Regions from separate parts of the Homo sapiens genome. Here regions 1, 3 and 4 are each linked to region 2. A link is a contact called in ENCODE Hi-C or POLR2A ChIA-PET data. All regions are on one chromosome and are shown on one strand. Each heading gives the region's core, a stretch centred on a gene start or an enhancer-like site at or near the end of the contact. The rest is flanking DNA. Distances are from core to core; before and after follow the strand shown.

Region 1 (6,023 bases), core at 3,292-5,791, 1.1 Mb after region 2:
ATATGTCGCAAATATTGTCTCCTAGTCTGTCCTTTGTCCTTTAAGTATTTTTTTTTTTTTTTTTGAGATGGAGTCTCACTCTGTGGCTCAGGCTGGAGCACAATAGCGTGATCGCGGCTTACTGCAAGCTCCACCTCCTGGGTTCATGCCATTCTCCTGCCTCAGCCTCCCGAGTAGCTGGGACTACAGGCATGCACCAGCTACGCCCGGCTAATTTTCTTGTATTTTTATTAGAGACGGGATTTCACCGTGTTAGCCAGGACGGTCTCGATCTGCCGACCTTGTGCTCCGCCCGCCTGGGCCTCCCAAAGTGCTGGGATTACAGGCGTGAGCCACCGTGCCCGGCCATTCTGATATTTATTAAATATGTTGCAAATATTTTCTTCTAGTCTGTCCATTGTCCTTTAAGTATTTTTTTTTTTTTTTTTTGAGATGGAGTGTCACTCTGTTGCCCAGGCTGGAGTGCAGTAGCGCGATCACGGCTCACTGCAAGCTCCACCTCCTGGGTTCATGCCATTCTCCTGCCTCAGCTTCCTGAGTAGCTGGGACTACAGGCGCCTGCCACCATGCCCGGCTAATTTTTTTTGAATTTTTAGTAGAGATGGGGTTTCACCATGTTAGCCAGGATGGTCTCCATCTCCTGACCTCATAATCTGCCAGCCTCAGCCTCTCAAAGTGCTGGGATTACAGGCGTGAGCCACTGCATCCAGCCTCCTTTAAGTATGTTTATAGTGTTTTTTCTTTCATAGAAGTTTTAAATTTTTCTGTAGTTCAGTTTGGTTTTCTTTTATGGGTTTTATGTCTTTGCTTAGGAATGCTTCTGTGACGCCAAGAATACGAAAATGTTCTGAGAAATTATCTTTCTTTTTATTACCTCCCATTGAGCTAAACACCACCCTCCAGCTTGCACTCTCCCATCACCCTACCCACTAAATTGATATGGAATTTACTTCTCTGGAATCCTCAAAAATGATTTCTTCTTTCAGCCACATATTATGGATGTCTTAGGGTTTATTCCTGTTGAAGTCCCAAATGGTGTAATTTTTCAAGTCTTGGCATACATTGATTGTTATGTCCATCAGTATTCTGTGTTAAATAATGTTTTCATACATCCCATGGATATATAGGAAACAGCTCTGGGCTATACTCCAGAGTTCCCAGACTCAGGATCCACTTAAATAAAAATCTAGGTAAATTCCCTTTTAGTTTTATAATCCTTTTTTTTTTTTTTTTGAGACGAAGTCTTGCTCTTGTTTCCCAGGCTGGAGTGTAATGGCGCGATTCCGGGTTCCAGCGATTCTCCTGCCTCAGCCTCCCAAGTAGCTGGGATTACAGGCGCCTGCCAACACGCTTGGCTAATTTTTGTATTTTTAGTAGAGACGGGGTTTTACCATATTGGCGAGGCTGGTCTTGAACTCCTGACTTCAGGTGATCCACCCACCTCAGCCTCCCAAAGTGCTGGGATTACAGGTGTGAGCCACTGTGCCTGGCTGTTTTATAATCCTTCATAAGAAAGGACAAAATAAGGTTGAAAAAGAGTTAACATCCATTATGCTATTGTGTTTACTTTTGAAAGGCAGCAAACATAAAGCTAGGAGCTTGCCCTTCAACAAACAGCTTTAGTTGGGTCTGGTAGAGTCACCCTAAGAACTGGCTCTGCGCCCCTCACCTGGATTGCAGTCACTGCTTGCTCTCATCTGTTGTACATATTTAGCATTCATGAAATTTCTTTTAAATGATGTAACTGCTTTGAAAACATTTCAGAACAATTGCATTGAATTGAACTTTTGCATTAATGTGAGTCTTTCTGGGTTTTTTTTTTTTTTTTTTTTTGAAAGGAAGTCTTGCTCTTGTTCTCCAGACTGGAGTGCAATGGCACGATCTTGGCTCACTGCAACCTCCGCCTCTGGGGTTCAAGCGATTCTCTTGCCTCAGCCTCCTGAGTAGCTGGGATTACAGGCACCTGCCACCACGCCCAGCTAATTTTTGTATTTTTTGTTTGTTTGTTTTAGTAGAGACTGGGTTTTACCATGTTGGCCAGGCTGGTCTCCAACTGCTAACCTCAGGTGATCCGCCTGCCTCGGCCTCCTAAAGTGCTGGGATTACAGGCGTGAGCCACCGCGCCCAGCCGTCAGTGTACTTTAAGTATATTTTCATTATGCAATTAATTACAATATGGGAAGTCAGTTAACTAGGTTATTACTTTGTGAAGTAAAGTTAAACATCTGGTCATAGAATGACTTAAAAATGACAAATAAGGAAAAAAATACATATATATATATATAACATGAGGTAAAGTTAAACCCAGATAGAGGGTATCATTGCTTTCATGCGTGGACTTTGAAATTGCTTTTTATTCCTGAGACCTTTTCTAGTTCTCTAACATGTTCCCCAATAAACGAGGTTAGAGGATAACAATTCTAGAAAAGAAGGCAGCATCTCGTAAGTCATTCCACATTGCATACAGTAAGTGTGATTTCTAGCCATGCATCCTTTTAAAAAAATTCATCTTGCAATAAAAGAATTTGGAGAGCCTTTGGAATCTTGTATAAAGGAATTTTGCTGGCATAAAACATGCATTATGTATCACACTTGTATTTTAAAGCCCACTTGATGAAAGAGCAGCAGGTTGACAGTGGTTGACTCAACAACCTGCAATTTCTGATGTATAACTATGAGCAGTGGGATTATTCTTTGTAACTTGGTTATATGAAGTTTGAAGTTTTTCCTTTCAGTGCAGTGTTTCCTTTTTCTTGTTTGTTTGTTTCCTGAGTCTCACTCTGTCTCCCAGGCTGGAGTGCAGTAGCGCCATCTACAAGCCAATTGCTTGACTCTCCTTTGGGTGAGTGGCTAAGTAAGTTAACAAGTACAAACAACAGAAATGCTTTCTTTGAAAATGTGAGACTTCAATAATAGAATGTGAGTTAGAATAGCAATCTAATTTTATAATTGGAAGAATTCTTTTTTTTTTTTTTTGAGATGAAGTCTCACTTTGTCACCCGAGTTGGAGTGCAGTGGTGTGATCTCGGCTCACTGCAACCTCTGCTTCCCGGATTCAAATGATTCTCTGCCTCAGCCGCCCGAGTAGCTGGGATTACAGGTGCCCACCACCACACCCGGCTAATTTTTGTATTTTTACTAGAGACGGGGTTTCACCATGTTGACCGGGCTGTTCTTGAACTCCTGACCTCATGATCCACCCGCCTTGGCCTCCCAAAGTGCTGGGATTACAGGCATGAGGTACAGTGCCCGGCTCATTGCAGTGTTTCGATTGAAATTTTGCTGGCAGAGCGTGGTGGCTCACGCCTGTATTCCCAGCACTTTGGGAGGCCGAGACGGGCGGATCACGAGGTCAGGAGATCGAGAGCATCCTGGCTAACACGGTGAAACCCCGTCTCTAATAAAAATACAAAAAAAATTAGCTGGGTGTGGTGGCAGGCGCCTGTAGTCCCAGCTACTTGGGAGGCTGAGGCAGGAGAATGGCGTGAACCCGGGAGGCAGAGCTTGCAGTGAGCCGAGACCATGCCACTGCACTCCAGCCTGGGCGACAGAGCGAGACTCCATCTCAAAAAAAAAAAAAGCGCCTCTTAATAGAAGGTAATAGGAATAACAGCCATCCATATTACAACTGCTGCCTCTTTCCCATTGTCAGAAAAATAATAAATACAAAATTAGCTGGCTGTGGTGGCAGGCGCCTGTAATCCCAGCTACTCCGGAGGCTGAGGCAGGATAATCTTGAACCTGAGGCTTGAACCTGGGAGGCGGAGGTTGCGGTCAGCCCAGATGGCGTCATTGAACTCCAGCCTGGGCAACAAGAGTGAAACTCTCATCTCAAAAAAAAAGAAAACACAAACAAACAAACAAACAAAAAAACCCCTCTTGATCCTTTCTTTCCTTGTTCTCTAATCATAGGTTCTTTTTCCTAAAAGTGCTTTTGCAATCGGGTGAAATGTGTGACCCCTTCTTAAAATATTTCCAAATACTTTTTTAAGTAAAATACCCAGGATTACAGAGGGGACCCATGACATTGAAATATAGCCATCAAAATGATAAAGAACAAATTTGTGATATGGTAATATGTTTCTTTGTCCTTTGTTGAATAACAAGTCCTCATAGTGGGTCTAATTATTGTAATTTTAAAATAATGATGTTATTTCAAGATAATCTGCAACCACTGTAAATCAGTATAAGAGTATTTGCAATTTTTTGTGTTGATACCAAACTCACACAGAATTACATTTTTGGTGTGTGGCGTATATTCAAAATATAAGGGAATGTTACATTTCAGCAAGAGATTGGTGAAAGTGAATATGGGACTGTTTCCCTATTCAAGTTCACAGACTTCAGAACCTCTGAGAATCTCTTTTCCTTCTTCCTGCAGTTGCTGCCTTTGTCTGGAGCTATCCCACTGTTGTCAGGGGAGTCTTACCTTGGCCTTAGCTTCGGTGTCATTTCCTCGAGGAGACATGTCTAGGTTAGGAGCCCATGTTAAACATGCCCATAGCTGCACCCTCTACTCATTTCAGCACTTTGAATCATGGACATTTATGAAAAGCATTGTATAATACCCACTTCCCCATTTGTGAGCTCTGTGAGCTTTCGGGGTGTGGTGACTGTTTCTGCCCCATTTACCGTTGATCTGCCAGTACCTAGCACAGTGTCACAGGCAGCCTTTGAATACTTGTATCTTGGATGACACAAATAGCAGTTGAGGCAGATGGAACAAAGCTTGTGAGAAAAGCTCAGGAGGTGTGACAGTCCCAAAGAGTGACCACCACGGCAAAGGGGAAGGCACATTGGTGGTATGGTGGCATATTAGGCCATTCTTGGATTGCTCTAAGGAATACCTCAGATTGGGTAATTTATAAAGAAAAGAGGTTTAATTGGCTCTTAGTTTGCAGGCTGTACACAAAACATGGCTGCTTAGCTTCTGGGGAAGCCTCTGGGAGTTTTTGCTCATGGCAGAAGGTGGGAGGGGTGGGAGCAGGCACCTCACATGGTCAGGAGGTGGGGGTTGGAGAAAAGGGGAGATGCCACACAATTTTTAAACACCCAGATATCACAAGAACTCTCATTCACGATTGCTAGGACAGCACCAAGCCATGAGGGATCCACCCCTATGACCCAGACACTTCCTGCCAGGCCCTGTCCCCCAACACTGGACATTACATTTCAACATGAAATTTGAGTGGGGACAAATATCTGAACTATATCAAGCGAGTGCCCAACGTTATTACTTGTTTGTCTGAATCTTTGCAGTGGAATATAAGATCCACAAGGGTGGGATTTTATATGTTAGCTGTTTATAGTTTATATGAAGATAGTCTGATTGTTTCTCAGTGGCTCACACATAGTAAGTGGCCAGTATGTTTCACATGTATTATATCAGTGTGTACTTTATTCAGGCCTCAGCTTGATCCTTTGCAAAAATGAGGGAGTTCCCTCCTAAGACCCCTTTGAGCTTCTATTGAAGTCTTTTTCTTCTCTCTACAGTTAAAGGAGATCTTATTGTAGGGCATAACTAGGCCCTGTGGGGTTACAATGGTGAATCTTACTTGGATTTTGCCTCCTGGCGAGGTGAAGAAGGGTCTACCCTTAAAGCAGCTAGTAAGCTCTGGTACCCAAGCCGGAGATGAGTCAGCTTCTCTCGTTAGTGAGCAGTGGATAGTGGAGCTCAGACTGAGGGACTGGGGGCAAGGAGCAGGGGTGGTTGTCCAAGCCACGGAGGGAGGAGAAGTGTCACCACTGGGGACAGCACAGACAAATGAATGATCTTGATTGGGGTTGGTGAAACCCCGTTAACAGTTAATCCAACGAGGTGGCACTTGAGCTGGGGCTTGAAGAAGTGAATATGATTTCCTCCAGCAGAAGGGTAAGTCCAAGGGAAGCATCGAGGGACACAAGAATAATGAAGAGTCAGCACCATAAGGCAGGGCGAGAGCAAAATAAATAAATAAAAAAGAATAATGAAAAATAGTTAAGAATGGTGCATGCAGAACACTGTCAGCAGTAGTCTGGTGTCC
Region 2 (5,283 bases), core at 2,520-5,019:
AGATAGTCTCGTGGGATTAGAGGTCAGAGAGAAGGCAGATCATATGCAGCAGCTGGACACCATATTGTTGACCACTTGGAATAAAATCCCTTCTGTCTTGCCCTTATACACAAATTTATACCAATTACTCAGGTCCAAAGTTGACTTCCGATTCTAGCCTTAACAGACAAGTGCTGAGCCTATCAAGTTTTATTGCAGTCAATACATCTCCCTTCCAGAAGCAACTGGTCACAGCCATTTCCAACAGAAAGCTGCCTGGGCCACCCTTTCTTCTTTTTATAGTTTGTTTCCAGACACTCAGTGACCCATAAAGTTAACTTATAACCAAGTCACAGCCATGACCAGAGCTGTTGTTCTTGTGTCCACCCCTAAAGTTGCCTTTTCCCAGGATGTGCACACTCAGAGGCAATGAATCATACTGTTTGTCCTTTGTGGGGTCATTCCTTTTGGTTGAACCCCAGGTCCTGGGTCCTTAACCCAGACTGTTTCCTTTAAACATTCTCCAAACTCTGGGGTTTTTAAGATTTTGTAGTTTGCCCTTATGAACGTGTATATTGCATGAACCCTGTCTTAATGGAGATGTGCCTCCTGCGTGGTGAGCTGGGGTCAAGGCGTGCTGTGGGCTTGAACCATCTGTGCAAACATAACAATGATTGAGTTGATATTTCTATTTTGATGTCCTGGTGGTGTCACTTACAACCTAATTTGTCTTCTCACCCTTCATTCCCTCTGGGGTGAGGATATATATATTGAAGAAAGGTTGATAAAGCAAGTCAGCCTGTAGGCTGAGTTGGAATTGAATTATTTAAGGAAGGCCATGAGGGCACAGGCTCCCGCAATGCTCATGTGCATGACTGTGATTACTAAGTCACCCAACCTCTTAATTTTCTGGATTTAGGTAGGTTAATAAGATTCCTTGATCAAGCTAACTAGTTATGGAACTAGTTAAAAGCAGGACCAAGGTTGGAACTAATATCTTCTCATCCCCATTGTGTTTTTCTCATTACACCATACGTGTTCCATCAACATCTTTTTTCCTCCCTGTGGCAGAGAGATTGGCTTTACAAATAGGGAGGGAGTGATGAAAGATATTTTGGTTTTAGCTTGCGACTATCTCCTATAACATAATTAAATAAATGAAGAAAGAAAACGGGTTAAATCTCATCATAGAAATATACAATGTTAGGAAATTTTGATTTATAGAATTTTAGAAATGGAAGGTACTTTAAAACAATCACCTAGCACAGTGAGTTTCCAACTGTGTTCAGTGAAACCCCAGGGTTCTGCACAGATGCCTCAAGGCCTTTAAAAGGTAGGAGAAGAGAGTATATAGGACTCAGAGCTTTCTGCCTCAGGGCCATTAAAGCAAGTCTGTCTTTATCTGTTTTATATGTTGGGGTTTTATGTTGGATTTTGTTATAAATGGGGAATCACTTCTAAGGAAAATTTGCAAGCTGTAAATCTAGGTCAAACCCCTCAATTTACAGATGAGAAAACTGAGGCCTGGAATCTTGAACCTGTGGAGTTGCCAAGTAAGACTCTTTATTCCATTCTAGGGATTAGGAAACTAAGATTCCAAGATTCAGATCTTAAAGTTTTGTAGAAAGTTATGGATTTTGTCAAGTGGCAGAGCCAGGGCTGAAGCTAGCTGTATGTTTTTTTTTCATTCCTAGTGCATGACTTTTCCCAACATATCATGTTATTTAACAATATCCAACATATGGTGATCTTACTGCTCCATGATCAAAGAAGTCAGAGAGAATGAAGGTCCTAGAGGCAGGAGTTTGAGGGAGCCGATTAAGAGAGAATAGTCCACTAGTGTGGGGGAGGTGACTATGGAAACAGGGTGATTTATTTTCATTTCCTTTCTTCACGGTTCCATTTCATTCTGCAAATTCCCTGCTGCAATGCTGTATCCCCAGTATCTAAGCCCAGGCCTGGCAATTAGAGCACAATACATATTTGTGGATTCAGACTTTCAAATGCACGTCCTTGTGACATCCTTCAAACAGTGTACTGGTCAGGAACTCAAGAGTATGGTACATTTAAAAATCAAATACTATATCAAATTTGGAGAAGCATAACCATTAAGGTAGTGTATTTCAACACTGGTAGGTGCACAAAGCCTGCTCTCTAAAAGAAGCAAGTGGCCGGGTGCGGTGGCTCATGCCTGTAATCCCAGCACTTTGGGAGACGGAGGCGGGTAGATTACTGGAGATCCGAGTTCAAGACCAGCTTGGCCAACATGGTGAAACTTCGTCTCTACTGAAAATACAAAATTAGCCAGGCATGCTGGTGGGCACCTGTAATCCCAGCTACTCGGGAGGCTGAGGCAGGAGAAGCACTTGAACCTGGGAGGCGGAGGTTGCAGTAGGCCAAGATTGCACCATTGCACTCCAACCTGAGCAAAAAGAGCGAAACTCCATCTCAAAAAAAAGGAAGTAAGGGAAGTAAGTAACTCAGCTGGCAGGGTCTGAATCAGAGTGGATCACTTTCTCTGAGCTGCCCTGGCACAGCCCAATTGTACCTATGTCTCAGGCATGGTCCCCAGTGTCAGCAGACACACTGATCCTGGTGGAGGGAAGTGCACATCGTGCAAGGCATTCCCATAAGCCACCGGACAGGTGTTCAACTGCCCTCTGGGTAGCCTGACCCTGAATGAGTTTAAATAGAAACAAATAAAACCTAGGATCAGAAGGTTCTTATATTGTACTTAAAGTGGTTAGCATTTGTAGTAGGTTATCAAAGAATATTGTACAACATCTTTCCCTAGGGAACTTTAAGAATAGGATGGCTAGATCCTGCAGTCTGAGATATTTTTGTCTCTATAATAACACCTTAGCACGGTATCACAGCTTATAGTACGTGCCTCGAGGCCAGGCATGGATTAGATACCCTTCTGAGGCCATCTGCTCCCTGGATTTGTTTCAAAGGAATGAAACACGAGGTGGAAAGGGAGAGAGATAGAGAGCTAGAGAGAGAGGAGAGAAAGAGAGACCGATCCACGGACCCTATTAACAGGGTGAAATCTGCCTAAACTAGGAAGCCAGAGGAGTAAGACCCTGATGGAAACCACGCTTGCCTGTCGGTCCTGATTTTGCCCCAGTCCTTCAATACGCCTCTCACGGTTTGTGCTACGGTCTTCTGTGCGTTCAGGGGTGGGCTGGTTTATGTCAACATAGTGGGTTTACTGTAAAAATCATTATTGGTACTTTTGGATGTGGCTTTTCTATTTAAAATAATTAAAACCAACGAAGCTTTTTCTTTCTGACCCAATTCCTGGCTGTCCTCTGCTTTGGTGTCTTCAGGCCAACCCTGGGCTCTGGGAAGCTCTAAGGATGGAGCCTGTCTCCTCCACCTGCTACACGCAGGGCAAGAGGGCCAATGCGCACCCCGCCACGGCCAGGAGCCTCATTATTCTTTTTGTTTTAATTCCCCTGTGTGGATCCAAATGGCAGTCCCAGGCCCATGGATAAGCAACAAGTGGCTGGAGGAGGGACAAATCGGGCTCTCCGCGTCGCTCCCCGCCTGCTTCCTACCCGCGCCGCCGCCCACTGCCCCGTACAGGGGTCGCAGCCGTGGAGCGTGGGAATGGGACAGTCCCATTTTACAGCTCTCGTTCATCCCGCCTGCGGCAGGCGGCTCCTGACAGGGAAGAGCAAGCTTTCTGGACTTCCCCACCCGCGGTCCCACCGGGCCCGTGGCGCGCCCACGCCTCCTCCCGGGCCCCTTACCTCCCGCGCGCGGCGGGCGCACGCACCACCTGACTCGCGTTCTCATTGGCTGCTGCCTGTTGCTAACCCACGTGACCGGAGCCGCGCGCCCCGCCCCCGCGGGCTCCCGCTCGGCCGGCGCGTTCCTGCGGGCGTTCGCTGGCCGGCGTCGGGCTCCGAGCCGCGGGTCGCTCGCCTCGCCGGCTTCGCCCCGCCGCGCCGCTGCCGCCGATGCCCACAAGGTGGCAGTGCCGCGCTGCGTGTCCCGTCGCCCGGGTCCGCGCGAGCCGCGCCAGGCGGCCGGTGCCAGCGCAGCCTCCCGCAAAAGTTTCCCTGCTCCGGAACGGACCGGGGCATCGCACTCTCCTGGCGGGCTGGTGACAGTCCTCCCGTTCTCGGGTTGCCTCGGGGCGATTTGCACTTCACAGCCCCGCTGGCGTCTCCTGGCGTCCCGAACTTGGGGCCTGTCACTGAGGCAAGTCGATGTTTTCAGGAGTGTTTTGTTTTGTTTTGTTTTAGGATCTGTACGCTAATAATTGATCCTAAAGAGGCAGGCAGACACCCCGACAGCGACACCTCGTCTCTCTTCTGGGCGTCCGGCTGAGCTTGCCTCACTGCAGAAGCAACCGATAGCTTCCCTTTGCGCTGGTGGAAGACACAAGCCAGCAGCCCTTCGGAGGGGCCTCCCCGCACGCGCCTCTTGGGATCCTGACTTGCTTAGGAAGAGGAGGGCACGGGGAGCCTCCTGCTCTGCAGCTGTCCCCAGGATGCCCTTAATTCCCGGGACAGGAGAGATAAGCTCGTCTGACCTCAGTTGACCTCGCCGCAGGCGCCAGGCGTCCTCATTTACTGCGAGGCATTGGGGAGTCTACTTTTCTCTCTGCTCCCTGGGATTTTTTTCCTTACGTCACTTTTTTCCTTGTTGGCTTGTAGCTGGTCTGATGTCCCCTTACTGCTATCTAAACCGCCCCCCTCTACTCCCTGCTCCCACCTAGGCACGCGTTTGCCACTCTCCATTTTTCCTTTAAAGAAAACGTTCTGAGAGCCCTTTGAACCCAGCTGACCCTGGGAAAGGGCAGGTCCGTGGATGTGAAGGCAAGTCCAGCAACTGGGGCTGCACTTACCTACATGTGAAAAGGAAAGAGAAACACACCTTGCCTGCCCATTGTCTACACCACGAAGCCCGGATTCCATTCCCTGGTAGTCAGGCCTTTCACACTGGGCTGCCCTCCAGGTAATATCCAAAGATGCCCCCAGCCTACTCCAGCCCCTAACAGGACACTCAAAGGGACTCTGTGTTCGTGACTGCTGGAATTTCTGCTGAGACCCCAACACAGAACAATATATGGGTCAAACAACTCCCACCCCCATTCTCAAGTGAGGTATAGACCCTCTCTGGGGTGTTGTTAAGGGACCGACACCAGCCTCGCCTTGGGGTGATACGATAGGAGGCTAAGGATGCAGGAGAGGCCAGCAGTGGGTCTTTCTTTTTAGAGAGGTGTCTATATGTTTTGCTTCTCCACCTACCTCAAGATAAATGACTTGGGCTCCAGAGAACTCCCTGAAGAGC
Region 3 (5,387 bases), core at 1,669-4,168, 1.2 Mb after region 2:
TAGGGGTGTTGGTAGTTGTGTAGAAATTAAAGCCTGTAAGGGAAGTTAGGCTGATGATAGGTCTTTATGGGCTCTGCAAGGAAATTTGGAGTTTTCTTCTGAGATTCTGGGGAGCCATGGAAAGGCTTCAGTAGGGGAAGTGGTGACATGGATGGTGTCAAATTGCAGCGTGGCTGTGTTTGTAGAGAAAGAACGTGGGGTAGATGGTTGGAATTGGGATTAGTTGGTGGTAGAGACATTTTAGGAGATTTCTTGTCTTTGGAAAGAGATGAGATTTCTGGTTTAAATAGGTATCCAAGGAATTGAGAGACAGACAGGATTACCTGGATTTTGAAAGCAAATGTCAACAATGAGAAAAAAAGTGCCAAGTCCAGTTTCGGTTTCTAGACCAGAGTAGCCAGGAAGGTGGTGTGGAGAGGGTTGTGGTGGGGAGGGAGGAGATTGTCAAGAAGATGATTTAGTAGTTATCAGTATTTAGATTATGATTGGAGATAAGGGGACGGCAGAAGAATCAAACTTGAAGGTGGTGGAGGTGATGAAACAGCAGAAAAGGTATTTTAGTGTGGCAGGAAAACCAGGGGAGAGTCCAGTTGCCGATAAAAAGTTTGCGTTAAATTTGGCAATTAGAGTGTTTCTCATGGCAGTGAGAACAGTTTTCCTGGAAGACTAGGATGAAAGTTGAATAGGCTGCATGTCTGCTGTTCAAACACCAGCACTTCTCACGTGTAATCCCTGAACCAGCAGCATTAGCATCACCTGAGAGAATCTCAGCGAAAGGAGGCTGTGCACAGTGTGTGTTCACAAGCCCTGGGAGTGTTCCTGATGTCTGCTCAAGTTTGCCACCATTGCCTTAGATAATTATTTGTTTTACACATGAGCCACTGTAAGATTCACAGAATTCCAGAATTGGAATCCAGGCTTCTTTGTACCTCTCACTCTTTCCACCTGCCACCTGTTTCCCTGTGTTGTGTCTTGGAATGGCCTTCAAGTGCCTGCTACGTGCTGGACTCATTGCTATGTCTCAGGAACATAAAAGGCGAGTAAGACACAGACTAGTCAGAATGTGATCTGTACTACTTCACACCTCTGAACCTCAGTTTCAGCATTTAAAAATGTTTGTGTGATAAGTATGCTAGTTGAAAAATGTGGAAGAGAATATGTACAGGAAATGTGTGTGCCCTGTCGCTTGGTGGACACACGTTATTAGTGGGAAATGCTTTTTGGAGGGAAAATGTGCATCAGAATGGTTTCTGGAGGCCCATACCTGTAATGAAAGGGTGCCAATCCCAGGGTGGTTATTAATTATTGGGAGGGCTGGAGGACACAGGAAGGGGTTAAGGCATATGAGACAACTTTATCTGTTTCTGGAAAAAATAAGGCAATATGTCAGTTTATGTTAAGTCCAAGGACAGAGTTTATTTGTAGACTTTCTGTTAGTGTGGAAATTTGCATGAGATAGACAAAAATAAACTGGTGGTTTGTAATATAACATGACCAGAGATAACCAGTCTTGTGACAATATACGTATACTTCTGTTTATTTCCTTGCTGGGGTTCGGGTGGGGTAGTTATTGTTCAACCAAAAAAGCCAGCGAGTCAGTCAGGCATTGATTGATCTCATAAAATGATCCCCCAGCAGTGTCCTGGGTCCTGGTGGAAGAAACAGCAGCACTAACTCCTTTCCATCACCCACAGGGCCGTAATTCTAACCAGCCCTGTCAGTAAGGGGCAACCATGAATCAAATCAAGCCTGTTTTGGCCACCCTGTGGGTACTTGGAGACTGGCTGGTGGATAGGACTGGTTTTTGTCTGGCCTCAATCCCGGAGGCTTTATTTTGTAGTGATTTCCTTAGAAAAGGATTTGAAGGTGTAGGAAAGCAGTGTGTCTTCAAGGCTTTGCAGACAGACTTTACTTCATCTTCAGGATGTTTCCTGCAAGAGGGGTTTCCTGCAAAACCCCTAGAGGCCAGATGTGCCCCACAGGACTGGAACCACTTCCAACCTGGAGAGTTGTATGAGTGGATGTCTGCACTTTGAATAGTTCTTGCCTGCTTTAGACTCTAATTTTCTTGTAAAAGATTTCTTATCTCCCACAGTTTTCTTGGTAAATGGAGTAACACATAAGGCACATAAGACTCTCAGGGACGTAGTAAAATGCACTATCACGTAACACGCAATGTCAATTGAAACCCTATCCAATTTAATGCAGATATGTCAGTGCTGTCCAAAAGAACTTCTTGTGATGACAGAACCGTTCTGTAGCTGTGTTGTCCATTGACAGGTGGTCGGATTGTGGCCATTGAGTAACTGAAATGTGACCAGCATGACTCAAGGACCTTAATTTTAAATTTTAATTGAGTTAATTATAAGTACTTACATGTGACTAGTGGCTACTGTATTAGACGGTGCAGATTAGAATGTGGCATTTGGGGATTTTTTGGGGGTATATCATAATGAACATAAAAAGGCATTAGTGATTAAAAGATCCAAATATTAGAATTTCTTTGTAAATAAATTAACATAAATTCCCAAGGAAATTCTAGTAACATAAATTCCCAAAGTGAAGTCATATATAGTTGCACACTGGCATTGGTGATATTGAACTATTTATTTGATTTGATTTTTGAAGACACTGGCCAATAATTTATTTGTAATTTGATTTCCTCGCCACCACTCCATCAGTGAAGGTACATTGACAATCCAGGTGTCTGTTAGATGCTGGAAGATAATCCTGCTGTAGATCTTGGGTCTTTTTTGATTACATTGAAAAAGCGAACCGTCAGATCCAGCACTGCAGGAGGTTTTAATGCCGTGTTGCGTGGTTCTGGCTGCTCTGTTCCCTGACTGCACCCTTTAACCATGAGCGTGCGGACGTCTTGCTGCCATGCTGCTGCCTTGACGACGGCGGATGTCTGACATGCTCAGACGCAAAAGAGCTGACTTGGCAGCTGCCCAGCAGATTTTTATAAAGGCTCAGTTGGTGGCCGGAGATTCAGCCTGTCAGAGTTGTGTTATGCAATAAATCGTTTTCAGCAGAAGTTCTTAATCCAATTTCAGCTGCAGCTTTTTTTTTTTTTAAATAGGCAGTAATCAAAGATAAGTACACATTATTTAATGGGAGTTTGGAAGAAGTAAAACTCTCCTTGCAGAAGCATTTTCAGGCCGTTTACCCTAACCTGGGAAGCATGTCTGTCTGAAGAAATTTGCTGCTTTGAAGTGCTTTTAATTTAAACCCTAGGCAAGGGAACATCATTCACAAGTTCAGTAAGTAAGTTTCTTCTCTCAAGATGTTTCCTGGCCCCTTATTTCCAGTTGTGAATGTTACTCAGGCTTCACTTTATTTGAATATTGACAGACTACTTTTTTTTTTTGGAATTAAATCAATTGGAAATTATTAGTACTACTGTTACTTTGTTAAAAGGGAAGAAAAGGTTATTTTAGACAAAGTTGAAGTTGTACCTTTCTCATTTTCCTTCATCACCCCCAACCCCATTTTTGTTTACACTTAATCTGTGGGAAGAATCAACATTCCCTCCCAATTTTTTATTTGGTGCTTTCGTTTTTCTCTCAAAGTGTTGCTGGAACAGGTTTGGCATATCAGGCAGCCACAAGTTGTTTCAAGTAGGGTGATTTAACAGCAGGTATATGAGAAACACGTTCTGAAAATAAAAGGCATTCATGTACAGGATTCCAGTCATTTATCCTTGGGAGGAGGAAATAGCAATCAATCCTTTCCTTGTCCATGGGCCTAGTTTTTTAGAATGTTTTTTTTCATTTGCTATTCAGCTCTGTACGGCTGTTGTTCAGATCCACCATCCTTAATCCCATGATATGACATTGCATGTTGGTCCTTTGGGCATTGGAGTCAGGAAAAGCACTTCTTTTTCTTTTTGAAAGTAGCCACATCCCTCCACCTGTAGAGCTCTAGCGATCTCTATATGTGGGTGGGGGGCGGGGGGGGCGGGGGGGGTGGGGGGTGGGGTTGGCAACTCCAATTGCCATGTCTTAGCATTTCTGTGAATTTTAATAAAGAGGCTCTGTGTTAGGAGATCTTCCTGCCTGTGATCCTGAGTGCTCCTTTCCTTGGTCTCCTATGGCCCCATCAATTCGAAGGCGATTTCTGCATTTCAGTTGGTTTTAGGTACTAGGGGTTGTGAAGAGCCTTTGATGTCCTGTGCCCCTGCCCAGTGGAAGCAGGATTGTTTTTTTGCAGCACCTTCCGTAAGTGCACCTAGGTTGCCACCTTCTGCCTCTTTATCACCAGGTTGTTATTTAAAACATTGGTGGGGGGTCTGAATTCCAACTTTAGAACAGATGTGTGTCACACTTACAATCCTGCTATGTCTATGTTATATTTGTTTTATAATATTTATTGTAGTGGCTTTATTTCTTTTTGGAGATATGGTTAAAAAAAAAGTCTTTGTGTCATTGTAGGCTTTTTTTGGTTTGTTTTTAATTGATTCAGATTTCCTGGAAGGGGCCTGGTAGAGTTGGTTGACCCATGACCCAGTTTCCACGAGGTATTTCCCTGTCGTTACTACCAGTGCCCTTGATTTGGGTAATAAATGACTTGACCACTCTACCTGTGAAGCATGAGTGTCTAAGGTAGTTTGCCTGCAAGTGATAGGAAATTAACTGTCTTCCATTTTTAAATAGATGTAATTGTCAGAAAATTGATTTTTAATTGATCAGAAATGTGTTTTCCTTTAACCCATGCTTTTTCATCTTTGTTTCCTTCTCCCAAATCAAGATGGCCTGAATTTGAAACCATAATAAAAACCAAGGTATGAACAAATTGCATAACGATGGTTTGCCAATTGTAGGCTAGTAATAGAAAATTCCTTCCCCTACTCCCACTTCTATCCCCACTACTAATAATAGTTTTTTTTCATATATTGTTTACATGAAGCCTCTGCAAACCAATAATTTTAATTTTGCTTTTACCTAGGAGTCAGTGTGAGTTACATATTTAACATCTCTGGCTACTAACACATTTCTGAGTTTTGAAATTTTACTTCCTGATCTGATATCTGCCATGGACTGACTACCAATGCCACATTTGCGTCAAGACTCTGGAATTCATCTCTAGAAATAACTAAAAGTTTCACGATTACTTCGTTTCCCCCATACCTTTGACTCTAAAGGGAGAAAGCAGTGGTGTGGACCTTATACTAAAGGAAGGCTGAGCAGAGAAATCATGATTATTAAATGCAGGTGGTGCTGAGCTCACTGCCCAACTCCTGCTTCCCCAGGAGAGGTTTGCTGTTAGTACAATCATGATGGAGTTTTCAAGTCTTTCCAGTCGACTCCAAGTATCATCCTCTGGGTGGCACCCATTCTGCGAGCTTTACTGACCTGGATGTCTCTGTTTTCTTGCACTAATGTACT
Region 4 (5,470 bases), core at 1,979-4,478, 1.1 Mb after region 2:
GACTCTGTCTCAAAAGAAAAAAAAAAACTGGAAAAAAAAAAAAGAAAATCCTTTTTGATTTGTATGAAGCCCAAGGTATTATCATTCATCCTTTTTGTGTCCTAGGAAATCTTTGTATAACCTAAGATTGGAAGGATTATCTCTTGTGTTTCCTCTTGGAGTTTTATAATTTTTTCCCCCACATTTTGCTTGTGATCACTTTAAAAAGAAAAGCTTCACGAATTTGCATGTCATCTTTATACGGGGGCCGTGTTATCTTCTGTGTAATGTTCCAGTTTTAATATATGAGCTGCCAAGGTGAGCACTATGACCCCCCTCCTTTTTCTTCTTCTTTTTCTTTTTTTTAAAAGACAGTCTTTGAACCAGGCTGGAGGTTCACTGCAATCTCCGCCTCCGCCTTCTGGGTTCAAGCAGTTCTCCTGTCTTGGCCTCCCAAGTAGCTGGTACTACAGGCGTGCACCACCACGCCTGGCTGATTTTTGTGTTTTTTTTTTTTTTTGGTAGTTTTGTAGCCTTGCTTTATTTTCCAGGCACTTTGCAAACTCCTGAGTTCAAGTGTGATCCTCCTGCCTCGGCCTCTCACAGTGCTGGGATTGCAAGTGTGAGCCACCGCTCCCGCCAACTGCTTTTTGAGTTAATATTTGTTTGGAGCAAAGTACGGGTCAGAGGTGGTTTTGTTATTAAAAAAAAAAAAAAGAAAAGAATGTCTTTTGTTGTTGTTGTTTTAAACTCTGAAAGCATTCCCTGCCCTTTGTCAAAGAATTTCAACAGCCCTGAAAGGAATAAAGTAATAAGTTGCACTCAAGCCTGCCTAAATCCCTTGCTGGAGGAGATGCTTTTAGAGTTTTTCTGTGTATTCGTATGTGTTTATAATTTCTTTTTTTTTCTTTAATGAGGACCATACCACAATTTCAAAACTTGATTTTTTTAACTTAATTTAGTCACCACCTTTACTTCCTCTTCAAACATGGTTTTTCTTCCCATTTTCTTTCTTTATAAAGACTTTTATAATCTGTACCTTGTACCTGAGGGAATTGTGTTGTTGTTAATTTTGACTTTTATTTGCAATAAGAACTTTCGAATTGAGACCCAGTATTTGTGGCTACCTGTGTGTGTGCACACACACAACTGAAACAATTTCAGCTTAGCCTCACTCTCCGTGTTATATTGTAATCTATCCTTTTTTTCCCCCTATTTAATTTAAAAGAAAATTGCTTGTCAAGAGACCCAGCATATTGATTTCCTATTAGGGATCAGCGGTCTAGAAGTACATCTTGAACATTCACAGCTTGTCCTGAATTTAGCTGTGGGAATGTCTAAGGGTACTTTGACCAGTCCATACTACAGAGACCCTTTCTTCATGATGGTGTGGTGTGCAGGAGGGTGTTCAGGGGTGACATGATGTTCTTTTTGTCAACTTGGGACTTTGATTTCACCAGAGTAAAGAGGATCGTAGAAATCTTGCTAAGTCAAGGAAATTCTTATTTACCGCCATAGACTTTGCTCCATCACAGCGGTTCTCAAACTGTCATCTAGGGATCCCTAGATCATAGTCCCTTCCTGGGAGTTTCCAAGGCGAAAAGTAGTACCATGGTAAAAACTGAGACATTATTGTCTTCATTTTCTCACAAATGTGCAGTGGGGCTTTCCAGATACTACATGATATGTGATATTGCATCAGATTGAATTGAGTTATGAGAACTGTGTTGACTCCCGTTAAGCCAGATATTAAAGACTTTTGCAGAAGTGGAAAGCAGTGCCACTTTTCTCACAGTTTTTTCAATGTGTAAAATACAATTTTCATAAAAATTTTATTTCTGTTAACATGTAATGATTGTATAATTTTCTAAATGAATTAATATGAAATTTGTTTTAATTTCTAGTATGGTAAATATCAATGTGTATATGAAACCCAGGTAAACAGTAGCTTTTTTGAGTCCTGAAAATATGCAGTACACTTCTATGCAGCCTCTCCTAATTGCAGAAGTATCAACCCATGGTGAATTTTGTTTCATTTACACCTTTACTCTAAGTGAAGCAAATCTCAGACATTTTTTTGGGGGGTGGAAGGTGGAGACAGGGTGGAGTTCAGTGGTGGTGCCATCATAGCTCACTGTGACCTCAAACACCTGGGCTTATGCAATACTCTCGCCTCAGCCTTCTCACTAGCTAGGACCGCATGTGTGCACCACCATACCCAGCTAATTTTTATTTTTGGTAGATGGGGTCTCACTATGTTGCTCAGGCTGTCCTTGAAGTCCTGGCCCCATGCCTTAGCCTTCCAAAGTGCTGAGGTTACAGGAGTGAGCCACCACGCCTGGCCTGTCAGTATTAATGTTTTTATTTTCTTTGGAGACAGATTCTGGCTCTGTAACCCAGGCTGGAGTGCAGTGGCTCGATCTTCGCTCACTGCGACCTCCACCTCCCAGACTCAGACAGTTCTCATGCCTCAGCCTCCCAGGTAGCTGGGACTACAGGTATGTGCCACTGCACATGGATAATTTTGTATTTTTAGTAGAGACATGGTTTCACCATGTTGGCCTTACTGGTCTCAAACTCCTGGCCTAAAGTGATCAGTCCACCTTGGCCTCCGAAAGTTCTGGGATAATAGGCGTCAGCCACCACGTCCAGCACAGCATTAATTTTTAAAAGCTGTGAATTCTATTTAGAGAAAACATACCCATGATAATGATAACATAATGAGTCAAGTGTTCAGATTTCCCCTACTGTCAGTCTCATGTTTTCAAATAAGGTCTATACATTGATACTGGTTGGGTTGATAAAACATGTTTGTTTTTAATCTCTCTGTCCCTTTAATTTGTTGTTCTTGAGGAAATGAGGTCACTTGTTCCAAGTGCCACAGCTTTTGAGAGTGAAGGTGGGTCATTTAATCTGGCAGCAACATTTGGGCCCGACCTGAAACACGGCTGATGGGTTTTGCTTTGGGATCTTTTTTCTCCCCTTTCTCTTACTCTGTTAGCCTCCTTCCTCCTTTTCTTTTTTGGGGTTGGTGCTGTTTCTTTTTTAAAAATTTGTTTTTTAAATAGACAAATAAAAATGGTAACTTCTAGGTTCCTTTTTTGTTTTCTTTTTTAAGAGACGGTCTTGCCCTGTCACCCAGGTTGGAGTGCAGTGGTGCTATCATAGCTGGCTGCATAGGTGCCTTTTGACTCGCCTCCACCCCACCCCTGCACATTTTCATATTATAGTCCCTTATCAGTCTCAGGGCATAACTCTGCAGTATGTGTAACATTCAGCATACTTGGTGAGGCCACGAGGGGGAGATCTGATGATGGCATCTAGGGCAGGTATAAATGTGAGTGATACTGCATTCAGCTGCCATCCCTTCCATTCTGGAAGAGTGTGTGTGTGTGTGTGTGTGTGCGCGTGTGTGTGCGTGTGCATGTGCGTGCATCCCCGCATGCTGCCAGTGGGTGGTGGGGAGGAGTAGAGAGGACTAAGAATGAGGGAGGGAGGTCATAAAGGACACAGGAAGCCTTGGAAAGAAGGGCACGTAGCAATCTCTGGGGTAAAACAGCAGAACTATAGAAATTTGGTTCTAGGACAGTCTTTATAAAAAGAATAAATTCAAGAAGCAGATGAATGGGCTTGGTTGTGACCTGGACTGCAACGCGGTCTCTGCTGTCTTTACTTTCACATTCTTGTCCTTCAAGGCTCAATGTTATGTCTTTTGTGAAGCGTTTTTCATCCCCCACTTAGATGCATTTTCCGTGTTGGAGTAGCTGTGTTGTGCACCTCGTTTGTATTTGTCTCCACACACATTATACAGTATCTTGTTTGTTTTCAGAGAACCCCTACCATCCCCAGCCTAGCCACCTTTGATTCATCTTAGTGGATTGCCAGTGAATATTTATTACAGGCCCAGGACATGTAGCTGTTCAATAAATATTGGTGCAATGGAAGACTCTCCTCTGTGTGAGAGTTCATGAAGGGAACCAGGAGGTGAATTTTAAGGGTCAGTGGCTTGCAACACTCCTGGAAGGGCTTTCCAGGACCTCTTCTGAGGTCCGAAGAAGCAAAGATCACCCCCCACAAAGTCACCTGTATGGAATTCAGGTAGCGATAGAGCTTGTGAACAGGATCTCCAAATTCTCCAAAACATAGTAAAGCTGCTATTTACTGGGCACCCGCTGTGTACCAGGCACTGGGCAGGATGATATGCTTTACATGTATTACTTGCAATTCCTAATAACACCAGTGTCTGCAGGTTGCTGTTGCAGGTTGCAAGTTACTGTGCTGCCTTATACCTGTAGTTACTTGAAATGCTGAAAATCGAAGGTAATAGAAAAACTTATTATCATTTAGTGTCATTGGGAGCGTTAAGTGATTAGATGTATGGTGCTTAGAACATTGCTAAATTTTATTGACTGCTTAATCCTGTTGTTCCAGAAGCAGAATTTGATGTATACAATTGTTTATCTAGGTTGCCCAGTGTAATATAGTAAGTGTTAAAGCCAGGACCACAGCCTCGTTTACTCCAGACTTCAGAACATCCATACAGTCAAAATGTGTGTCTGTGGCCTCAAAGTAAGAGATTCAGATGGTCAAGAAACACCTTCCTCTGTTTCAAATTCACGATGACTTCATTTACACCTGTGCAGCACATGTTAATATGGCATGGGCTATTATTGCTGCAGGAAGGGTACCTGTCAAGTATGTAGAGTGCAAAGGACCCTTCCTTAGATGTCTAGCTGCTGAGGCCCCACCTGTGTGGGGATGGGCATGGAGGCACCTGCCTTGTTCAAGAAGCCTGTGAACAGTGACCAGCAGTAAAAGCCAGAGAGATCTTCAAATGTAGTATCTTAATAATGGGCTTTTTTTTTCTAGTTCTTCTTTTTCCCTTGGGGCCACATGAGCATCTGTACACCTATTGTAAACCCATTGTGTCAAGGAAACAAAGTAGGTCAGAAACAGGATTTAGGAACCCAAAGAAATAATCTTTGTTGATGCTTAAATTGAATGAGGCAGAAACAAATGTCTCTTTAATATGGTTTTTTTTTTTTGGGGGATTATTTTGGTATCACCCCAAGCCTGTAATTCCCTCCTTAGTCATCATCTTACTATCCCTTGGGACTCTGGCCTGGGATTCTTCTGCTTTGTGGTTGTGATTAATCCTGCAATGAGTGAGTTGGGGAGGGATGGGCCTGGGGAAGTCAGCTGCTGCTAGCAGCAAGCAGGGGTAGGGTTTATAGGGAGAGTTGACATCCTGCTGGGATCTAACAGAAAAGTTTGAAGATTATTGTGCTGAAATAAACTAGCTCACAATTTTGCTGTTTGACTCAGGGCAAGCTCACTGTAAATCTCAAGGAGTACTGGACTGTATGATGGCCTCTTTTGCTGTCCTTATCCCCACTGGAGGATGCACAGATTAGTTAATGTCTCCCTTTCATGAATGCAGCTTTTATCTTTAATAAGCGGGTTAAACCGCATGCGCTCTGTCTAGTCTGTG

Evidence for each region. Hi-C counts contacts between places; a loop is a spot of excess contacts on that map. ChIA-PET counts read pairs that join two places held with the same protein, here RNA polymerase II (POLR2A). Pooled maps may share reads with other maps.
Region 1: a pooled map shows a loop between it and region 2 (3-fold over the local background). The contact joins two enhancer-like sites. A Hi-C loop is called at or near these places in 1 of 168 maps with a recorded cell type or tissue (mammary epithelial cell), 1 of 37 single-sample maps with no recorded cell type and 7 of 50 pooled maps.
Region 3: a pooled map shows a loop between it and region 2 (4-fold over the local background). The contact joins two enhancer-like sites. A Hi-C loop is called at or near these places in 5 of 50 pooled maps. POLR2A ChIA-PET finds 5 or more read pairs at or near these places in 2 of 52 experiments (CD8-positive, alpha-beta memory T cell and H1).
Region 4: a pooled map shows a loop between it and region 2 (14-fold over the local background). The contact joins two enhancer-like sites. A Hi-C loop is called at or near these places in 2 of 37 single-sample maps with no recorded cell type and 9 of 50 pooled maps. POLR2A ChIA-PET finds 5 or more read pairs at or near these places in 1 of 52 experiments (K562).

The regions. Positions count from the first base shown.
Region 1 is chr6:15,283,295-15,289,317 of GRCh38, forward strand. The region is part of intron 1 of JARID2 (jumonji and AT-rich interaction domain containing 2); the gene reads left to right. Among named protein-coding and RNA genes, the nearest start is that of JARID2-AS1, 38 kb to the left of the region's middle. RefSeq lists enhancers at 4,452-4,501, 4,522-4,571. Within about 2 kb of position 4,542, at least 3 of the 41 ENCODE cell types and tissues checked have a DNase peak (open chromatin) inside an H3K27ac peak, as active enhancers do.
Region 2 is chr6:14,207,347-14,212,629 of GRCh38, forward strand. No RefSeq gene overlaps it. Among named protein-coding and RNA genes, the nearest start is that of LINC01108, 75 kb to the right of the region's middle. RefSeq lists silencers at 2,489-2,538, 3,629-4,068 and an enhancer at 4,319-4,378. Within about 2 kb of position 3,770, at least 30 of the 41 ENCODE cell types and tissues checked have a DNase peak (open chromatin) inside an H3K27ac peak, as active enhancers do.
Region 3 is chr6:15,362,558-15,367,944 of GRCh38, forward strand. All of the region lies in intron 1 of JARID2 (jumonji and AT-rich interaction domain containing 2), which reads left to right. Among named protein-coding and RNA genes, the nearest start is that of JARID2-AS1, 120 kb to the left of the region's middle. RefSeq lists an enhancer at 1,379-1,538. Within about 2 kb of position 2,919, at least 11 of the 41 ENCODE cell types and tissues checked have a DNase peak (open chromatin) inside an H3K27ac peak, as active enhancers do.
Region 4 is chr6:15,324,168-15,329,637 of GRCh38, forward strand. All of the region lies in intron 1 of JARID2 (jumonji and AT-rich interaction domain containing 2), which reads left to right. It also overlaps the pseudogene RNU6-645P. Among named protein-coding and RNA genes, the nearest start is that of JARID2-AS1, 78 kb to the left of the region's middle. RefSeq lists a silencer at 3,098-3,147. Within about 2 kb of position 3,229, at least 2 of the 41 ENCODE cell types and tissues checked have a DNase peak (open chromatin) inside an H3K27ac peak, as active enhancers do.